Linked DNA regions of Homo sapiens: region 1 is linked to region 2. A link is a loop called in an ENCODE intact Hi-C map of the cell type or tissue named here. Cell type or tissue: GM12878. All regions are shown on one strand.

The links. A loop is a pair of places that touch in the nucleus more often than their neighbours do. Peaks named below come from ENCODE experiments on the same cell type or tissue, not always from the same donor. Only the 100,000 strongest peaks of a DNase experiment are listed, where the experiment ranks them.
Region 1: a loop joins it to region 2, with 9 times the contacts of the local background. A loop is called at or near these places in 44 of 110 quality-filtered maps.

The regions. Positions count from the first base shown.
Region 1 is chr22:17,794,033-17,799,032 of GRCh38, reverse strand. All of the region lies in intron 29 of MICAL3 (microtubule associated monooxygenase, calponin and LIM domain containing 3), which reads left to right. Among named protein-coding and RNA genes, the nearest start is that of LINC00528, 19 kb to the right of the region's middle. RefSeq lists enhancers at 812-861, 3,152-3,221, 3,342-3,451, 4,069-4,568. In GM12878, a CTCF peak has its summit at 2,736; DNase peaks (open chromatin) are centred at 642 and 3,092; H3K4me3 peaks cover 2,448 bases; H3K27ac peaks cover 4,668 bases.
Region 2 is chr22:17,739,679-17,744,678 of GRCh38, reverse strand. It overlaps BID (BH3 interacting domain death agonist), which reads left to right. Exons shown (of 6, transcript NM_001196.4): 3 at 666-876. Among named protein-coding and RNA genes, the nearest start is that of MIR3198-1, 22 kb to the left of the region's middle. RefSeq lists an enhancer at 1-384 and a silencer at 1,962-2,256. In GM12878, a CTCF peak has its summit at 2,078 (motif pointing left); a DNase peak (open chromatin) is centred at 2,208; H3K27ac peaks cover 561 bases.

The DNA of each region.
Region 1 (5,000 bases), 54 kb before region 2:
AAAAGGTGACAAAAGCTCTTTGGTGTCTCCGACAGGAGTTCAATAAAAAGGCATTGCTCTGGCCGGGCACGGTGGCTCCCACCTGTAATCCCAGCACTTTGGGAGGCCGAGGCGGGCAGATCACAAGGTCAGGAGATCGAGACCATCCTGGCTAACATGGTGAAACCCCATCTCTACTAAAAATACAAAAAATTAGCCGGGTGTGGTGGCGGGCGCCTGTAGTCCCAGCTACTCAGGAGGCTGAGGCAGGAGAATGACGTGAACCCGGGAGGCGGAGCTTGCAGTGAGCCGAGATCGCGCCACTGCACTCCAGCCTGGGTGACAGAGGGAGACTCTGTCTCAAAAAAAAAAAAAAAAAAGGCATTGCTCCAACACTATTTATCATTATAATATTTATGTTATTATTTATAGTGGTACTATAGTTAGCAGTAAATATAGTGGCATCACCGCCAAAACAAGTGTGAGAAATGAGAGTCCAGAGAGTCCACCCTGGTAAGCTAAGGGCTGCACGTGGCTGCCCAGAGAGGCAGGAAAGTGGAGCCTCAAAATATGCCTGAGAATAAGCGAGCCTCTTTCCTGTCCCTGACGCCTTGGAGCGTGATCCTCAGAGACCAAAGGGAACTGAAAACCAAAAATGATCTCTATCTACGCAGGATGTTCCAAAAGTGTGGCTGAAAGGGGAAGACGTTAACCTTGGGGCTCTACAGAGTTTCTGTGTGCGTGAAACACACAACAGCATATCAGAAGGGAGGGTGTGGGGCCAGCCTCCACCTCTTGAAAGTCTGGTATTCTAAAACGCTTGCAAGCTGATTATTTGGGATTCTGTATTTTCACGTGGAAATAGAGTTGTAAATGGTGGCTCGGCTCATAAAAAGCCCATTTTCCTCATTACACCTCTGTGTGTGGTACTAGTCTGGTGACACTCCAGGACCTAACCCGTGTTCCCTGGGGAAATGCAGCATTCCAGGCTGGGGCCTCTGGGCTCTAGAAGTCTCCCTCATTGGCCCTCTTTTGGTCTGCTGGACACTGCTTTAGGGACCTCCCCAGCTCTGTGGTGATGGTGCCTTTGTCCAACCAGGGGGAGCTGGGAGCCTGTCTAGTGGGCAGAGGTGGATACCAAGATGAGGCAGGTCCCCGGGGCCAGTTGTCCAGCAGGCCTGGAGGACGGCCCGCCGACGTGCCTGCCCGCTGTGGCTGTGCCCACCTCTGCGTCCTCTGCTGGCTGCCACGTGGTTAGCGTTGGTGGCCGGTGCGTTTGGGGTGCTCAGTAAACATTTCTGGCATAAATTAGTAGTCTCCCGCATCATCCTTACCACAGGCCATGATTCATGTATGATATTGCTGTTTTTGATATCAGCATCCATGTAGAAGCCAGTGGGTCAAATAGAACCAGGCAGAATTGAATGATTGAGTCGGAAATGCAGAGCATCAAGCCAGCACCCACCGCCACACAGATTGTCACTGGTGGTTGTCGGGCTATGAACAGAGTTGGGCCTTTGTCTTGGCCCCTCTGGGCTATTATTACTTATTTATTTATTTTTTAGAGATAGGGTCTCACTCACCCAGGCTGGAGTGCAGTGGTGCAGTCACGGCTCTCTGCAGCCTTGACCTCCCGGGCTCAAGCAGCCCTCCCACCGTAGCCTCCTGAGTAGCTGGGACTATAGATACTCACACTACCACACCCAGCTAATTGTTGTAGAGACGGGGTCTCACTGCATTGCCCAGGCTGGTCTCGAACTCCTGGGTTCAGCAGTCATCTCACCCTCACCTCCCAAAGTGCTGGGATCACAGGTGTGAGCCCCCGTACCTCCGAGCTTTCTGACCGCATCCTCACTAATCCTTGTGAGCAAGGCACTCAAGCCTCTGCTCCCCAGTCTCAGGGCTATGGCTCTTGGATTTCGAGTACCAGAAGGACTAAGGTAGGCCCTGCCTGCCTTCCAGATGACCATCTAGGTTCAGTGTGTGGGCTCATCTGCTTGCTTGTTTTTCCAGCTGCCCGGGTGTCTTCTTGATGCAGTGTGCCAAGGTGAAGAGTCTTGGTTGGAGAGAAGGTGGGAATATAGAAGTACAAGTACAGAGAAGGGGACCTGCCCTACAGCTGGCCACTCTTTCCCCCACACTGTTGGCCATTCTACCCCACACTGGGTCTTGGGCCCATGAGAGGCAGGGCCTGGAGTGAGGTGCTCGGGTGCGCCAAGGGCCAGGTGGTAGTGTAGGGGGTACCCCGACTTAGGAAGGCCAGGCCTGGATTCAGGTCCTGCCTTCACTGTCTCCCCAGGCACAGACAAAACAGACTCTACTTACCCTCTCAGGGCCTCTTCAGAAGACGAGGCAGGAAGGGACATCGGGCCTCCCTTCCAGGTGTGACATTCTGATCAGGGTCTGTGGGACTGCTCTTCCTTGAGCTGCCTGAGACGCCAGCATTTGTTACATTTGCCTGGAGCCTGTGTTGAAGAGGGAAAGCTCTGAGTTCAGAGTGGGCAAGAAGATTTGGCTTCTTTTCCAGGCTCTGCCACACTTAACTCCGTTGAGCCTCAGAACCCTCATTTGAATTTGCCCATCCTGGCAGCCACACCTGGCCGGTGTGAGGATCACGTGGGTGGTGCATGCGAGGGCGCCCTGAAGCCGGAGAGTGCCATCCGTGCCCATCTCATGCGCTGCTCTGGACAGGCCTCACTCCCTGGTGGTGTACTGTTGCTTTTTGAAATTTGGTGACAGGCACTGCCTGCCCGCCAGGTGTCAAGCGAGTGGCACTAAAGAGCCACCCCTGGGTCACACGTCCAAAGGAAGTGCTGCTTCAGAGGGAAAGATGGAGCAGATGTGCCCCCGAGTGTTGGAGACGCAGCAGAGTGCTCCAGGGAGGAGGGGTCCTCTGACCAGGACCCGCTCACTGCTCGGGAGCTCAGGAGGGGTGGCCAGCGCCCAGGGCACGCAGGAGTGCTTTGAGAAGTGGTAAATTATAGCACCTGTTAGCAACAGATGGAAACCCGTTACCCTGATGTTGAGAAAAACCAAAAAACTTCCATTTGCCAGAAGCTTGACAGCATCTTTGTTCTTAGAACCAGTGAACCAAGTCTTCTATTTCTTACATCCCCCTAAAAGGCAAAGCATTTACTATAAACCCCCCACCCCCGCCCCATGCATGCTCAGTCAGGTTCCAGTCAGGTGGAACTCCCCTTGTTGGATTGGTTTTTCCCTTCCACTTCTTCTTTTGAAAATTGTATTGATTGGGCATTTTTTCTGATTATAAAAGTAGCCTCGCCCGTTGTGGAAGTGTGGAGCGTACAGGGAAGTCCGAAGGTAGCGGCCCCGCAGCGCAGCTCGGACTCGCCGGCCGCTCACACGCGCTTCTGCCTCTTGCTAGGAGAAAGCCTTTTTGGCTTCTTTAAATGCTTGCTTTACCTGATGCTCCCTTTTTCTAATTTCATTTCCTAATTCTGTTCCCAGTATTCTGTTATATTGTTCTCTGTGTTGGGAAGGGCGTATGAGGATGTGGCCTACATAAAAACAGCTGAAAGCTGTATTTTGTGCTGTCCAGAAAGCAGAAACACGTGTTGTAATTATTACCCGTGCAGGCGCCTGCCTCTTCCTTTTGGATGTGTTTGGTTGTGTATCACATGGGCGCTGTTCCGCTCCACAGCATGGCCTATTCACCTGTGACACCAGTCCCAGGAGGTGGCAGGGACTGTTCACTGACGTATTTGATGGGATTCATCCAGGTGTTCCAAGCCTGAAGACAGACTACACTTTGAAGCCGAGGTTGACTGTAGGTCGGCTGTAAGGCAGAGTGTATTGTTGAGGAAAGAAATCCTCCCTCGTACCCATGCATTCGGCCGGCTGTGCCGTGTGTGCTTAGCACATTGGGTACACTCAGCATTTCACACGCATGCACACTGTCCCTGGCTTTGGTTTTGAAGTTGTACCCAATAGCAGATTCAGTGTGCCCAAGGTACGCCACGCTGGAAGGGTTCAAAGACAGAAAACACCTGTATTCATGCAGCTGCACCGCTGAGCGGCCTCTCAGCCAGCTCTTTGTCTTGTTGGCCTTCTGTTGAGTAAAACAAGGCCATTTCTTCAACCCTGTTCTCTCTGTAAACCACACACTGCCCTCCCCGCGGGCCGAGGCCCCGTGTCTTCCTGGGCTCTGTTGTCCCTGTGTGTGCTCTGTGGTTCTGTGATGGTCCCTTGCCAAACTCCTCTCCCTCGTCCTTGAGTAGCCATCAGACCCCAGATCTAGAGATGTCTCTCTGCACACTGTCTCTCGATGCCCCGTCAGCACTCCTCCCAGCATCGTTCCTGTAAGTTTTGGCGTGTCCTGTCAGCTCACCCCTTTGGTCTCACAATCCAGAGTGTGACAGCCCCCAGCTGCAGCATGGGGTCCCTGCACAGCCATAGAAGGGCCAGAAGGAAAGGGGGTGGTTGGCTCTCCCTGTTCCTGGGGGAGAGAGGGGACAGTGACACGGACGGGTGGAAGTCACCTCTGTGTTTGTACATTTCCCCAAAATTGTCCTGGCTCAGAATTTGAAGGAGCGCAGGTGTGAGCGTCCTGGAGGCCCGTCACCGGATGGCGTGCTGCCCCCACAGACTCAGAGGCCCCTCCTTGCCCTGCACTTGTCAAGGCCAGCTTTGCCTCAGGCACATACCTGTGGTGACATCTTAGAGGATTCCACGTGGGTCTGGGAGGTGACCCCAGGTTGTCACCTGCAAGCCTGGAAGCCATGTTGGCCACTTATTGAATGCAGTCTGTCTCAGAGCCAGGCAGACCTATCCAGGGGCTTTGAGGAGGGGGCCCAAGGCCCCAAAGGCCCCGGTATGACAACCCAGATGCCACTGCCCTCCTGATAAGGAGTAGAGGCAGGAGGGCCCTGTGGCCCGAGTGCTGCCATCATTGTGTAGGGAACACATCATCCCTCTTGGAGGAATCCACACTGTGGCTCTGGCCCCCCGCCCCCTCTGTGATGCTGCCAGAGCTGGATCTGCTCTCGTTCAGTTCCGTGCTG
Region 2 (5,000 bases):
GAGAGCTGCCGGCCAAGAGCCCAGCCCCTCTGGGTAGAGCAGGAGCCAGTGCCACCACTCCCTGTGGGATTCGGATTAAGGACACACCCACCCAAAGTAAACCAAGCTTGGCCAAAGGCAGGTGCCCAGCTGTGGTCACCACTCCGCAGTAGTTACTGAAAATCTTCCATCTGCCCAATACCCTCCTGAGCCCGTGAAGGAGATGAGCGGAAAGAGGCTCCGCCTGTTGGAAGCACAGCCAGGAAAGGTGGGCTCAGATTGCTGAAGCCTGCAGGGGAACTTGAAGAAAGCGTGCCAGCACAGGATGGCGGATGATGCCCGCATGACACTCGCTCGCCTCCCCGGAACAGCCTGTGGCCTTCTCACCTAGTGGGAAGCTCCCCAGCCGCGTGTTTCAGGAGGTCCAGCAGATTCCTCTGCAGAGGAATCCCTTTCTGCAGAGTCGGGGCTCGCTCCCTGCCATCTACGGGCAGTGCTGCTTAAAGCTGTGGCTGCAGACCTTGCCTCTGCCTGTTGAGACCTCCTGCAGGGCCCTCCAGCCCACAGGGTCCCTCAGCTCTCTGGGACCTGTGAGGCTCTTTGGGCCAGCTGCAACTGGAGCTCTTTGCAGGAGGGGCCTCTGGCCTGGCTGAAGTCCCGGCTTCCTGACTCCCCTTTCCCCTCAGGTCAACAACGGTTCCAGCCTCAGGGATGAGTGCATCACAAACCTACTGGTGTTTGGCTTCCTCCAAAGCTGTTCTGACAACAGCTTCCGCAGAGAGCTGGACGCACTGGGCCACGAGCTGCCAGTGCTGGCTCCCCAGTGGGAGGGCTACGATGAGCTGCAGACTGATGGCAACCGCAGCAGCCACTCCCGCTTGGGAAGAATAGAGGCAGGTAGGCGGCCGGCCCCACCTCCTTCCCCAAAGCTGGGCTTCTCTGTCGCCAGTAACATTCAGGGAGCCTCAGGGCTGGAAGGGACCCCCGGGATCACTCTGCCTCTGCAGTTTCAGCTGCCACGTACGCTGGTATCACTTAATCACTTGACTGGTCTCTACTTGATTCCCTCCAGTGCTGCTGAACTCACTGCCTACCATTTTTGGGTGACTCTGTTAGAAAGTTCTTCCTTTCTGTTGAGACAGAATCTCATGTACTGGTCTTGAGTCCCTTGTCTGGACCAACATAGAATGGTGTTTTTATCCAATTTTCCAAATGTGATTCTGATACAAAGATTGCAGACCACTTGTCTGGATTATATAACCCAAGGGGTTCTCACACTTGGCCTTGTATCATTTCAAGGACCTGGAGCTTTAAATGCTGGTGCCTGCATCTCACCTCCAGAGATTCTGATTGGTTGGTCTGGGCATTGCTGGGTCTGGGCAAAGCCCCCAGGTGGCACTACCGGTGCGGCCCCTGCCTCCCCAAGCAGGCCTGGCTGACTGTCCCATTGATTGAGGCCCACTGGTTTCACAGTGACTTTTGCACTGTCTATACCTGACATATTTCCTTTCATACATTATGCTCCGTGATTACCTATACAAGAACACAGAAGTATTTGGAACCTCATTTCCAGGTGAGGAAACCCAGGTCCAGCAAAGGGTAAATGACTAGCTCCAGATCACACAGCTTGTGGCCATGTTACCACTGGGACATGGGGCCAGGCCCCTTCTTGAGGTGGGCCTCAGCCGCCCTCCCACTGTAGGGCACTGACTCCAGGTCACCATGGTTTCCAGACTGTTCACCTTTCCTGTTGCTGATCCCTGCACTCTCCTCCAGCCTCCAGCTCCACTCCCCTTTGCCAAGGGGCTGCTTCTATGGACAGGGGCTGTCCCGAGTGGAGGCTGGGGGCGAGTGGAGGCTCACCCACTTCCAGATCCAGCCCTGCGACGCTGGCTTTCAGTAGTGTGCACATTGGAATTACACGAGAAACCTTTTCCAAATGCAGGCCTTGGGCCCTACTCCAGCTGCCTGCATCAGGCTGTTTTAGGGCGGGAGACTGCCCAGAGGATTCTGACGCAGGTAGAATCCCTGCCCTGAAAGCCTGCAGGGATCCCCGGACCCTGGTCCAGGCCTTCCAAGCTCAAGGGTTGCACTGCCCTCTGGTGGCTGTGGGGGAGACCAACAGCTGACCCAGCCTTCTGCCTCCCGCCTGTCTTAGATCAGGTGCTTGAGGACGTGGCTGGAGTTCCCCACTAGACCGGGGTGGGGGTGGGGGTGGGGGGTGGGGGGAGGTGTCTGAGAATGTCTCTGCCTTCTAATCCAGCCAGCATATCTTCTGGCTCGCCCTGAACTGAGGAGAAACCCCAGATCCCTTTGGGAAGGTCCAGGAAGGGCAGGAGTGGACAGGCACAGCTCTGCTGTCAGCACTGCTGTGGGGGTGACTGTAGCCCCAGTCTGCCCTGGTGTTTTTCTCTCGCTCTTCTCCATGCCGGCCTTTGCCTCTAGACTGAGAAACCGGGGTTGACTCAAGTGGCACCTGCAAAAGTGATCATGGCAGTTCACTTAGCCTGCAGGTGACAGGGACTGTGAATCTAGTCCCTGGCGAGCCTGGAAAGAGGGGCAAGGTAGAGGCTCTGGCTGCCGGGGTTTCTTTGGTGAGTCCGTTCACTCGGCTGGACACAGACGGATCAGGAAAGATTCCTGTTGCTACTCGGCTGGTGGCCAGAGGGAGAGAGGACGTGTCCGTAACTGAAGCAAGGTGGATAAGCTTCGGGAACGAGCGAGGCACAGATTCGGTGCTGGGGGAGTGATGAGGTGCTGGAGGAGCTGGGTGCTCTGCTCTGCAGGGAATCAGGAAAACTTTGGGGCTGCAGCTCCAATTGAGCTGGGCCTTGGGGGTTGGGTATGTTTGGTTCCTTGGAAACTGGGAAGAGGGAATGGCCATCTTTTAAGCAAAAGCCCAGCGGCTATAAATGCTACAGTGAGGCTGGGTGCAGTGGTTCACGCCTGTAATCCCAGCACTTTGGGAGGCCAAGGCAGGTGGATCATGAGGTCAGGAGTTCAAGACCACCCTAGCCAAGATGGTGAAACCCCGTCTCTACTAAAAAAAATATATAAAAATTAGCCAGGCGGGGTGGCGGGTGCCTGTAATCCCAGCTACTTGGGAGGCTGAGGTAGAGAATTGTTTGAACCCGGGAAGCGGAGGTTGCAGTGAGCTGAGATTGTACCACTGCACTCCAGCTTGGGGAACAGAGTGAGACTATGTCTTGAAAAAAAAAAGAAAAAAAAAAGCTACAGTGAGTAGTTGAGTTTGCCTAGGAAGCGTGGAAGTTAAGTCAGACGTACTTTCAGGCTGGGTCATGACTTGTCACTTAAGCAGAGATGAGCACTTGAGAGGTTTTGAAGAGAAGTGATGTGGCAGCCTTACTGCATGTTCCATGGACAGACTCCAGGGAGGCCGTGAAACCCCCAGAGCACAGCTTCTAAGAACGTGCCCACTCCTTAGCACGTCACTTCTCCCAACCCTGCCCTGCTCTGAGGTCTGTGCTGTGAAGGTGGCCGAGTAGACTGGACGGCAGGGAGTGGGGCTGTCATCATCAGATGAGAGCTAAGGGGACCCCCACCAGGGTGGCGGCAATGGCAGAGGGTAGGCAAAACGCTTGTATTTGCAACATAAGGTGAGATTTGACAGCTGACCGAGGGTGGGAGCAGCAGCCAAAACCAAAAAAGCCAGAGGGAAGTTGCAAGCACAGAAAAAATAGAAGATTTAATGGGAGAAATAACAATAGCTGGCATCTATTGAACACTTACTGGGAGCTAGGTACAGGGCCCATTCATTCATTCATGCAATTAAAACTTTTTTTAAGAAACGGGGTCTTGCTCTGTTGCCCAGGCTGGAGTGTAGTGGTATGATCACAGCTCACTGCAGCCTTGAATTCCTGGCCTCAAGGAGTCCTCCCACCTCAGCCTCCTGTGTAGCTGGGATTATAGGTACGTGCGGTACACCTGGCTCCCTTTAAAAGTTTTTTGTAGAGGCAGGGCACAGTGGCTCACACCTGTAATCCCAGCACTTTGGGAGGCCAAGGCAGGAGGATCACAAGGTCAGGAGTTCGAGACCAGCCTGACCAACATGGTGAAACCCGTCTCTACTTAAAATACAAAAATTAGCCGGGTGTGGTGGCGGGCGCCTGTAATCCCAGCTACTCAGGAGGCTGAAGCATGAGACTTGCTTGAACCCAGGAGGCGAAGGTTGCAGTGAGCCGAGATCGCGCCACTGCACTCCAGCCTGGGTGACAGAGCAAGACTCCGTCTCAAAAAAAAAAAAAAAGTTTCTTGTAGAGGCAGGGCCTTGCTTTGTTGCTGGTGCAATCACGGCTCACTGCATCCTCTAACTCCTGGCCTTAAGCAATCTTCTGTCCTCAGCCTCCCAAAGCACTGGGATTACAGGCATGCATGACCACACCTGGTCCCTGCCATTGTTTATTGAGCACCTACTGAGTGCCATGTATTAAGTGCTGGGTATTTGTCAGTGGACAAAACAGATTAAAAAAATCACAGCCCTTAGGGAGCTTACCTTCTGGCAGGGGCGTCAGACAATAACACAGCAAGTGCTGAGGAAGAAACGGAGGCGGCAGGGAGCGTGGCAGTTGAGCGTGGCCTTCATGGAGCTGCGACAGTGGTACTCGGGCAGGGGCAGCACGGAGGCTGTGCGCCAGAGGAGGAGGACTGAGGGGCAAGGGGGAGAGCTCTGGTTGGAAAGGCAGGGGAGATTCTCCAGGGCCTTGCCGGTGCCAGTGACAACTGGGGTTTTCCTGAGACGGGACTGCGAGGAATGGGGGCTCTCAGGCTTGAGAGGGCAAAAGTGGGTCTGGGATGCCGTCTGCCCACAGAGCCCCTTCCCCAACGGCTGCCCAGGCCAAGGCCAACCCTGTTGGGTTGTGTGGTGTGAGCCATGAAGCCGCTGCCAGGCTTGTACCTCAGGCGTGGTCGTGATGCCCCAGCTTCACCGGCCCTGCCTGTGGGGACGTGGTGCCTGTGTGCGGGAGCCTGGGCCTCAGCCGAGGCCCTGAGCTCCGGCACTG